2 separate regions of the Homo sapiens genome follow, and region 2 is linked to region 1. Evidence: chromatin contacts called from ENCODE Hi-C or POLR2A ChIA-PET data. All regions are on one chromosome and are shown on one strand. The core of a region is the stretch at or near the end of the contact, and the rest is flanking DNA. Distances in the headings are between cores, read along the strand shown.

The links. Hi-C counts contacts between places; a loop is a spot of excess contacts on that map. ChIA-PET counts read pairs that join two places held with the same protein, here RNA polymerase II (POLR2A). Pooled maps may share reads with other maps.
Region 2: a loop to region 1 is called in a pooled map, with 2.9 times the contacts of the local background. The contact joins two enhancer-like sites. A Hi-C loop is called at or near these places in 2 of 168 maps with a recorded cell type or tissue (IMR-90 and pancreas), 6 of 37 single-sample maps with no recorded cell type and 5 of 50 pooled maps. POLR2A ChIA-PET finds 5 or more read pairs at or near these places in 11 of 52 experiments (A673, AG04449, AG04450 and 8 more).

The regions. Positions count from the first base shown.
Region 1 is chr3:190,051,808-190,057,166 of GRCh38, forward strand. All of the region lies in intron 1 of P3H2 (prolyl 3-hydroxylase 2), which reads right to left. Among named protein-coding and RNA genes, the nearest start is that of P3H2, 66 kb to the right of the region's middle. RefSeq lists a silencer at 372-421. Within about 2 kb of position 2,589, at least 3 of the 41 ENCODE cell types and tissues checked have a DNase peak (open chromatin) inside an H3K27ac peak, as active enhancers do; they include A673, where a contact is called at or near this core.
Region 2 is chr3:190,089,211-190,094,569 of GRCh38, forward strand. The region is part of intron 1 of P3H2 (prolyl 3-hydroxylase 2); the gene reads right to left. Among named protein-coding and RNA genes, the nearest start is that of P3H2, 29 kb to the right of the region's middle. Within about 2 kb of position 3,146, at least 3 of the 41 ENCODE cell types and tissues checked have a DNase peak (open chromatin) inside an H3K27ac peak, as active enhancers do; they include A673, where a contact is called at or near this core.

The sequences.
Region 1 (5,359 bases), core at 1,339-3,838:
GCTGAGGGAGGCATTTCAGCCAAGGGAGGCATTTCAGCTGTGGAGGAGGATGGAAAATTTCTAAGCACAAGGACTTCCCCTCTCAGGCCTGGGAATGCCATTTGAAAGGCTTCTTCACCCATCTGTTCTATTCACACTTGCCCAGGAGTCAGACCTTCTAAAAACTACATACCACAAAATAGTCCTTGAGGAAACACAATATCTTTCCTGGTAACGAATATCCTCAAAAACAAAGAAAAAAGTGGAGAAATAGAATAAACAAATCATTTTTAAAATAAATTTTACTTTAAGTTCTGGGATACACGTGCAGAACGTGCAGGATTGTTACATAGGTATACATGTGCCGTGGTGGTTTGCTACACCTATCAACCTGTCATTCAGGTTCTAAGTCCCGCATGCATTAAGTATTTGTCCTAATGCTCTCCCTTCCTCTTGCCCCTCACCCCCCGACAAGCCCCGGTGTGTGATGTTACCCTCCCTGGGTCCATATGTTCTAATTTTTCAGCTCCCACTTATGAGTGAGAACATGCAGTGTTTGGTTTTCTGTTCCTGTATTAGTTTGCTGAGAATGATAGCTTCCAGTTTCATCCATGTCCCTGCAAAGGACATAGACACTTCTTTTAAAGCATATTTCTTTTAAAACAAACTTCTTTTAAAATATGTTTTAAAAGAAGTGAACTATACTACAGAGTAATAGTTTTAGCTCACATTGATTGAGATCTTTCTCCATGCTTAGCACTGTTCTCCATGAAGTAAGTAATATTATATCCCCAATTTATACAAATGTAAATCGAAGATAGAAAGGTTATTACCGTGTCTAAGAACATATTGCTGTGTGTTTATGTGTATATAAGTATATATACATATAAATGTGTGTGTGTGTATATATATATATATATGCATGTGTGTATATACACATACATATCTATCTATCTGTCTTTAGTGAGTTTAATTGATGATCAGTAAACCGTACATGTAAAAGAATATAATTTGATGAATTTTGGCATATGCATTCCCCCATGAATCCACACAGCGATCAAGACAATGAATATATCCACTCTCCCTAAAAGTTTCCGTGTGCCACTTTCAAATTCATCTTTCTTCCTTAGTCCATACTGAGGCAACCGTTGATCTGCTTTCATTTCTATAGGTTAGTTTAAATTTTTATAAAACTTTATATGAAAAGAAAAATACAGCAAATCTTTTTATCTAGCTTCTTTCACTCAGAAGAACTATTTTAGGATTCAATCATGTTGTGGCACATATCAACAGCTGACTCCTTTGAATAGCCGAGTAGTATTCCATTCTAGGACAATATCACAATTTGTTTTGTTATATATTTGTTGAGGGCCGCTTGTTTCCAATTTTTAGCTATCACAAATAAATTTTCTAAAAACATTCAGATACAAGTCTTTAACTTCTCTAATGATGTTGAGCATTTTTAATGTATTTATTTGTTATCCACATATCATATTTGGTGAAGTGTCTATTCAAATATTTTTGATTGTAAAATTGGATTTTCTTATTGAATTTTAAGAATTCTTTATATATTCTAGACACATGTCTTTTGTTAGGTATATATTTTTCAAATATTTTCTCTCAGTCTATGACTGCCTTTTTATTTTTATTTTTAAATAAAGTGGTTTTTTTTTTTTTTTTTGAGATGGAGTTCCACTCTTGTCACCCAGGCCCCAGTCTGGAGTGCAATGGCACAATCTCGGCTCACTGTAACCTCTGTCTCCTGGGTTCAAGCGATTCTCCTGCCTCAGCCTCCTTAGTAGCTGGGATTACAGGTACCCGCCACCATGCCCGGCTAATTTTTGTATTCTTAGTAGAGACAGGGTTTCACCATGTTGGCCAGGGTGGTCTCTAAGTCCTGACCTCAGGTGATCCACGCGCCTCGGCCTCCCAAAGTGCTGGGATTACAGGAATGAGCCACTGGGCCCAGCCAAAAGTGTCTTTTGAAGAACAACCACTTTTAATTTTTATGGGGCCCAATTTGTTGATCTATTTCTCTTATAGTTTATGTATTTTATTTTCTAATCAAGACGTATTTTTCAAATCCAGAGTTACTAAGATTTCCCTGTTTTCTTAAACAAATTTCAAAACTGTAGCTTCTACACATAGGTCTACAATCTATTGAGGTTTTTTTATATCAATGTTTCCATCACCATTTACTGAAAAAAATATTCTTTCTCCATTGAACTTCCTTCATACATTAGTAGAAAATCAGCTGGCCATATATGCAGGGGCTTTATCTGCACTGTATTCTAATGTTCTTAGCCACTATGCTGCATTATACTCCAAGACCACTACTGGAACAGTGAGGTTACTGAAATAATGCCTAATCAGAACCCTCCACCCCCACCTATAGTTTATTTTCTAAATGCCTTATTTATCATCATTAATCAGTTTAGGAAATGAAAGATTCTGCCTTATATAACTATGGTATTCAAAGGAAGTTCATAGTCTGAGAAAATTGAATCTTGAATAATTTGCAGGGCAACTAGCCTGGTCTCTGAGGATCTGGTGAAGCCATCAGCCACGACACAGACTGATCTGAGAGCCGACGTCAGTAGTGACATCCAGCCTTGTCATATCTTTGGAATGTGGTAGAGAGAAAAAAAAAAGATCATAGAATATCAACATTGGGAGAGATACTACTGGGCCTGTAGTTCAGCTGTTTGACACTAGGATCTTTATTTTTTTTTCAGTCATGTAAAATACCTTTGCTCAGTCATGAAGCTTTGATTGGACCTCTACAGAGATGCCAGTATCACTCCCTCCACTACTCCAGGCAGCTCATTTATCTATGGAGAGTCCTAACTGCTTTAAAGATTGTTCTCACGTTGTACAATTTCTAAGATTCTGAATTTTTCACCCATTCATCCACACCTTGTATCCCTTCATGGATTTCAGCTACCTGGGCATCAGGCATATGAAAAGACTCAGGCACTGCCCCCATCCCCTCACCTCACTTCATTCAGTATTATGAGTAGAAACTAAGGGAACTAAGCTTACTACCCGCCTCTTCTTCACATTACAGAATTGTATGCCCCCCTCCATCTTGTTCTCCATCTGTAACAGCTCTTCTCTTTCAATATCCCTCTTAAATGCCCCCAAACAGACACCATTCTCCAAGAATCTATCCATGAGAAATACATTGTGAAAGTCAAATTCCATGTTCATTAGGCCTCCCAATTCCTTTTCCTTCCTTCAGCAGTTAAAGTGGGATGCACATCTTTCTTGTTCTCTGAGGGACAGGCCTCTCTCGAACAGGAGACTCCCCCGTCTTCCCCAATAGAAACAGGAAAGTGTAACATGGGCATCAGATGTTAAGGAGACCACTGACCCCTGTTGTCCACAAACAACTTTTAATAGTGCATCTTACAATCGGGAATAACTACAAGCTGTGCGTAACATAGGGTCTTACATTCAGCAGTCTCCTCAGTACTTAGCCAAGTTTGTGTTCGTTTGGATAAAACTTCTAAAAATTTCCCACATTAATTTTCTTCTGCCAAAAAGTGACATTATATTTAATTTCTAAAACTTCAGTTTGAAAGACTGAAATTCACATCAGTGCATTCTCAATTTTACCCCTTTACTTAAAAAAGAATCACCATAACAAAAAAGATTTAAATTCATTATAACAAGAATCTTTAGATATTAAACAAAATGTGAAAAAAAAAATTGGGAATGAAACTCTATACAGAGTGCTTTTTTTTTTTTTCTCCTTTCTCTCATTTCGCTGAATACCAAAAAGTGAAGTACTTAGAAATGTAATTACATTTCAAGAGTCAGGCAATGGCCATAGTTACATTTTACAAAACGATCATATTCTCTTGAAGGAAGTCAAAGATTATTATGTGGGCCTTGAGGCAAGTACAAACAAAATAGATTCAGCGTTCCAAGAAAGAATACAGAATACAATATCATTCTCAATTTTACACTCCTGGCTCTTCTGATTTATATTTTTAGTGGATAATAAAAGTAAGCTTTCTATAACAATTCCATGGAATGTAGCTCTAAAAAGAGCCTCTTTTTCCTTCTTGGGATGTACTATGCTTTGTAATTGGGATTTACTTGTGTGTTTACTTGTACTATGGACTGTTCGTGTCCACCCAAAATTCATATATTGAAGCTCTAACTTCAGCGTGGCTGTATTTGGAGATAGGGGATACTAAGGAAGTACTTCACGTTAAATGAGGTCATTAGGGTGGGGTCTTTTAGGATGGGGCTATGACATGATAAGATTAGTAGTATCCTTATAGGAAGAGACACCAGAAAGCTCTCTCTCTCTGCCTCTCACATGGAAAGTCCATGTGAAGGACGTAGTGAGAAGATGGCCATCTTTAAGCCAGGAAGACAGCCTCACCAGAAACTAAACCACCTGGAACCTTGATCCCGGACTTTTAACTTCTAGAACTGTGAAAAAATAAATGTCTGTTGTTCAAGTCATCCAGACTGTGGTCTTTGTCCTGGCAGCCCAAGCTAATACAGCTTGTTAAGAAGCTGTCCCCCTGATAGAGACCACAGGCAGTTCCCTACGGTCATGAGGGCAGTTACTGCCTTCATTTGGTTCACCGCTATATTCCCGAGTACTCAACACAGGGTCCACATAGCAAGGGCTCACTAAACATTCATGGAAAAATATGCAGTTTTAAATTAGATTGTTCTCAAATGAATTCTGGGAAACCTTTAAATATTTTCATTGCATTCAGAATGTTTGATAGGTGGACTCTTTCTGAAAAGCCAAATCTACAGGGAACGTAATTTCAAGAAGTCGTGATGATAATCTGGATTAATCCATTCATCACCAGTCAAACTACGATTAAGCTTCTGGGGGTCCATAGAAATGACAGAGACTTTGGTGTGAGGCTGGATAGCTCAGTCAGAAATGATGGAGACTTTTTCTCAGCTGCAGTTAACTGGGATGCCTTAAACATGCCAGCGGTCTATTTCTATAAATCCAAGGAGCTGGATTAGAAAAGCACACGCAGCTGCTCTGGGCCTCCCCACTTCCTTTGCCTAGGGAAAGTCCTCAGATCCACACTCTACTCAGACACTGCTGTGTTTTACAAAGAATATGCTTCCCAAGCCTCAACTGTTCAAGTAGACCCTCCCCCTTCACCATAGACTAGAAACATGCTTTTGGAAAATGCGACCTCATTCCAGGATAACTTGGATTCATTTATAGCAGAGAGGACTGATGAAACGGCTGCCAACCTTTCAGACATGAGAGAAGGGGAAGTGGGGAACTGGAGCAGAAGGAGAATGACTTGAAAAGGGGATGTCTGTATTACCTACAAATCAACTTGAAAAATTTAGTAGGCCTAACTTTAAGTATCTTCTTATCCTG
Region 2 (5,359 bases), core at 1,896-4,395, 38 kb after region 1:
GCCTGTCGTGGGGCGGGGGAAGCGGGGAGGGATAGCATTAGGAGATACACCTAATGTAAATGACGAGTTAATGGGTGCAGCACACCAACATAGCACATGTATACATATGTAACAAACCTGCACGTTGTGCACATGTACGCTACAACTTAAAGTATAATAAAAAAAGAGAAAGAAAATTCATTGTTAAATCAGATGTTGAAATTTCACCAAAAATTCCAAAGTAGTTGTTTGAAACAAGGGCAACAGAGGATGGGCATACATGTCCAGAGACTAGCTCATTAAAAAACACCTTAATGTCTCCTTCCTTGTGACCTTCTGTTCCCGCCCTCCCAACAGGAGGACTGGACGGATGTTCTGTCCTGACTCTAGAGGGTGGTCACACATACCTTATGCCTCATTCTCCACCTCCCCTCTTTCTGTATTTTGTCAGTAAAGGGATGTAGCATTTATAGGAATAAGTCATGGGCATCTGAGACATGGGAGGGCAAGTATGTCAGAAACTTGGAAACAAGTGCTGGTTGTCATGCCGGACTTTCCAAACCCATGGAGTCATAATAATATGGGTAGGACAAGATGGGTGTCCAATCTGTGGGGCCTGTTTAAAAAGACTTGCATACCACAAGGCTACCACCGTGGTGCAATTGGGGTTTTTGATCCCATATTTAGCTAGTAATGCCTGACACCACATCACATTTTAGTCACAGGGTGAAGAAATGATGAATGGGGACGTTTGTTGGGGAGGCTTCCTGGGTCTGGCAGAGTCTCAGTGGTCAGTGAGGTAAAGAACTTGTGGTTTGGTGTCTGTGTCATGAAGCACAAAGACCGAAGTCAATGAATCTTCTCTGTAGGTAGATTTATTTGGGCTTTGCCTGCCAGCCTTCAGAATTGCTCCTTCCTCTGTGCCCCAACAGACCCTTTCCATTTCTCATTATGCATCAGGTCAAACATGCTTCTTAACTAAATAAACATGGCTACATCCCCAAATAGATTGGAAATTTCTTTAGAAGATATCATTCGTTTTTATTTTTTTCCATTTCTCCTTTTCCTTGTGGAGTATACCGGATCAAAGGCACTAAAAAATATGCTGAGTAAAATGCTTACTGAAAACAAAATATTAATCTGTACAGAAAGGTAAATAAACATTTTATGGACATATTTTTCACAGTTCTCACTGAGCATATTTTAGACTCAAAAAATATTTACCACCTATTGGCCGCGCACGGTGGCTCACGCCTGTAATCCCAGCACTTTGGGAGGCTGAGGCGGGTGGATCACGAGGTCAGGAGATCGAGATCATCCTGGCTAACATGGTGAAACCCCGTCTCTACTAAAAATACAAAAAATTAGCTGGGCATGGTGGCGGGCACCTGTAGTCCCAGCTACTCGGGAGGCTGAGGCAGGAGAATGGTGTGAAGCTGGGAGGCGGAGCTTGCAGTGAGCCCAGATTGTGCCACTGCACTCCAGCCTGGGTGACAGAGCAAGACTCTGACTCAAAAAAAAAAAAAATTTACCACCTATTACCTTAGAAAACAAACTGTAAACCTAGTAGAATTCTTCACCAGGCACTTGAACACTACCAAGTCTTTATACACATTATTCCTTTTTCTTGGAGAGCCCCACCCCATTTCCTCTGTGTGGAATGTTTTACTCCTTTGCAAGACGTAACTTCAGTGTCAATTTCTCACAGAAGTTTCCTTCATTCACTCAGTTACCTACTCCCTCATCAATACTATCATAGCCTTCTCATGTATTATTTTTTTATTCCGCCTGCCATCTCTCAAAACTATGAACAAATAAGGTATGACTGTGCTTCTTTCTACCTGCCAACACAGGTATTCAGTCTTATTTGGAATATAATGTTTGTTCTATAAATAAAATAAATATCAAAGCTAGTTTTTTATTGTGCAAGTGAAGAGGAATTTCAGCCACAAAAAATCAAAAGCCAAGTAATCCAAAAATTATGTGTTGGCTTTTAGTATTGATTTGGATTTGTGGAGACCATTTTAGCTTCTGGATTGTGTTTACCAAGGTACAGCATTAAGCTCAAATTTGCTAAATGCTTTCTGGTCTGATATAAAGCATTCAGATTGATGGAAGTGGTTCTAAGAGTCATGATTGCCATATGGAAACACGAAGTGGACACATTTGTTACCTTAACAGTAACTTCTTTTAATGACTATACACTCTCAACTTTACACTTCTGCATAATTCATAGTTAATGAAATGATATAATAGGATGCCCCTATTTCCCATTATTACTAAGAAAAGAAAGGAAGTGTTACTACAATATCAATTTAGGACAGGTGATTACATCTTAATGTCTGTAAATGGCTATTTGCTTATATATATTGTACTAGAAAGTTTTCTTTATAAATACCAATCAATATAAGTTTCAAAGGAAAGATGGCACAAGCCAGATCCTTAACAAATAGAGTACCTGATAATTCTGAAAAGAATGATGGCAAATGAGGCTTTTTAAAGAGTACATAGGCTGGCAGAGGAAAACAGTATTCTGACAGTGTGAAAGCAAAGAGATGTTGGAGATGCCATATTTGTTTCTTTTGTTTTGTTTTGACATTCTCTGTGAAGTAGGAAATGTTACATGCAAAGAGGCTGAGATATTAAAGAAAGGGAAGAGAGAGCATAACCTGATGTATTAGAATAGGAACAACGTGGAACTAGGTTTTACTGATGTGCATTAAATAAGTGGGGCCATGTCTTACATGTAAAAATGTTTTCCAGCCATGCGCAGTGGCTCACGCCTATAATCCCAGCACTTTGGGAGGCCGAGGTGGGTGGATCACCTGAGGTCAGGAGTTTGAGATCAGCCTGGTCAACATGGTGAAACCCCGTCTCCACTAAAAATACAAAAATTACCCGGACATGGTGGTGGACACCTGTAGTCCCAGCTACTTGAGAGGCTGAGGTAGGAGAATGGCTTGATCCCAGGAGGCAGAGATTGCAGTGAGCTGAGATTGCACCACTGTACTCCAGCCTGGGCGATGGAACGAGACTCCGTCAAAAAAAAAAAAAAATCCAGTTGGTCTTAGCAACTCTATATTTCTATCAAAGGAGAAATACTTCAGCTGAAATAGTATAAAAGGGCCATGTACTCAGGGCAAGTAGTTTATACTAAAATAACCCCAATGCCATGAGTCACTTCCTCACCAACTTTGTCAATCTTTGGTTTGCTAAAAAGCAAAACCCTCCAAGAAGACAGTTGCTTAGCAAAATAGCTAGTGCTTAAGGCAAGGAACGAAGTCTAGAAAATACTCTCATTAGGAGCTACATCTTGCTTACATGGCTATCTTTAAAAATAAGGAAAAGTGCAAGGGACTTATGGCATTTTTCCAAAGGCAGAGTGCTGTTCTAGTTATCCAGCATTAGAGAGCTTACAGCTGCCTTATTAAGAGGATTATTCTTTCGGGAAGCTGGGATCTGAACTCTTTTCAGTCTTACTGGTATGTGCCCTTTTATTTTGAAAGCTCATTCATTTCAAGCAGTAAATTTTTATATTTTATTTAAGGCAATTAAGCAAAGATAATGAGACTTTTAAAAAGACAAAGAGGAAAAGAAGGGGCAAAGGAAAATAATATCCTTCCTTCCTATTCTACATCCGCTCCTGTAGTTCTTGTTTTTGCTCATAGAACCACAATCCATCAATCACCCAGGCTTTAAATCTCCGAGTCAATTCTGATCCCCTTCCTTTACTTTCTAATCCCCCCCAAAAATGATACAAACACCTATTAATTTCACCTGCTTAGTGTCTCATACATGTGATCTCTCTTCTCCTACTCCAATTCACCACCCAAAATTCCTCCCTTTATTAGAGCTTTCCTTAGTAGTGTGGGAGATAAAATCATGAAAAGAATGAAGGGACACAGTTTGAGAAGTAGAAATAATTCTGACATCAATTCTAAGAAATAATACTAAGCAACGATAATAGAAAATTGATAAACAACTCTAAAACCTTAGTTGTGATCATGCAGTGCGAATACATAGTAGACGGCAGAGACATAGCTCTGTGTCATTTGTCTGCAGTGCTCAGTGAACAGTGGTGGAGTGCTGTAAAGCTTGACAAGACAGACAGTTGAGGAAAAGAATGATCATCAATCCTTATTGCAATGCAAATGGCCCTACCCTTCTATACACGTGACTAGCTAAAGAGGTTGGCCATGAGTTGGGGGTTGGTCTGGAGAGAAAGGGAAAGAGGAACGAAGGCCATAGAGGAAAGTTCTGCTGGATAGCTAGAAAGGGTGAAATCAGATAAAGAAATCTGAGAAAATTAAAGGAAAATTATTAAGGCAGTGTCCTCACGGTTGTTGAACTCACAGGCATTGGTAGCTGGAGAGTGGATAAAAAGGAAGGATCGTGATGAACCACAAGTCATCTTCAGAAACTGAAGTCATCAAAGGTGTCCAGGATGGAGAAGAGAGAGAGTAGATGGCACTGCTGAAAATGTGACTGAGTGGAAGAAAAAAAGTGATTGCTACTATTTACAGTGTTTGTTTGCTTTGTTTTGGGTTTGGTTTAACATTGTTGTCAAAATGATTTGCAGTAGATACACTGAAAATAATTAATATGCTGGTGGCTTTTTTGGTAAGTTTTAGAAAAATTCACCACATTAATCATTAATGAAAATTTCATTAAAATTGAAGATTATACGCTATAAGTTTAAATGGCTCACTGAAAAATTCTCATGAAGTCATTTAGTTTTCATTTTACATGATAAAAATTTCACATCCTTTTCCCATTATCAACTTGGCTCCCAAGAATAAAAAAGTGGTGCTATGTAGCTAGCATGAACTAAAATAATTTTGATTAATTTTAAGAATTCCACAAACATTGATATAGAGCAATAGGTGACAATCTGATACACTGTAAAACCAGAATCGAGAATGTGTTTCTCTGGAAAATTAACATCTGCTCTACTGACTGGAACTATGGAGCTCTGTACATTGCAAAGACACTAATCAGTAATCCAATACTGACACTATTTCTTCCACCCAGGAAAGCAAAATCTTGGACCAAGTCCTCATGACAACATCCAAGTAACAAGCAGGAAATTCCAAGCTTGAAGTTATAGTTTCTATTTAGCTTTCTTTAGTATTTCAACTAGCCTCGGGATTCTTGCAGAAGGCATTCCTTTGAAAAGTTATTTTCCATTTCTCTTACATATCTGATGTCCTTGAATTCTATGACCCTGGTTGCTGATGGCAACCAGAACCATTCTAGACAGACTTGTTCTGATTTATGAAACAGTGAACCAAATTTAGCAGCCAAGTAAAACAGCCCACTGATTCACATTTTCCCTACAGGTTCCACAGAACCCAGGCACAGCTCCATAACCATTGGGACA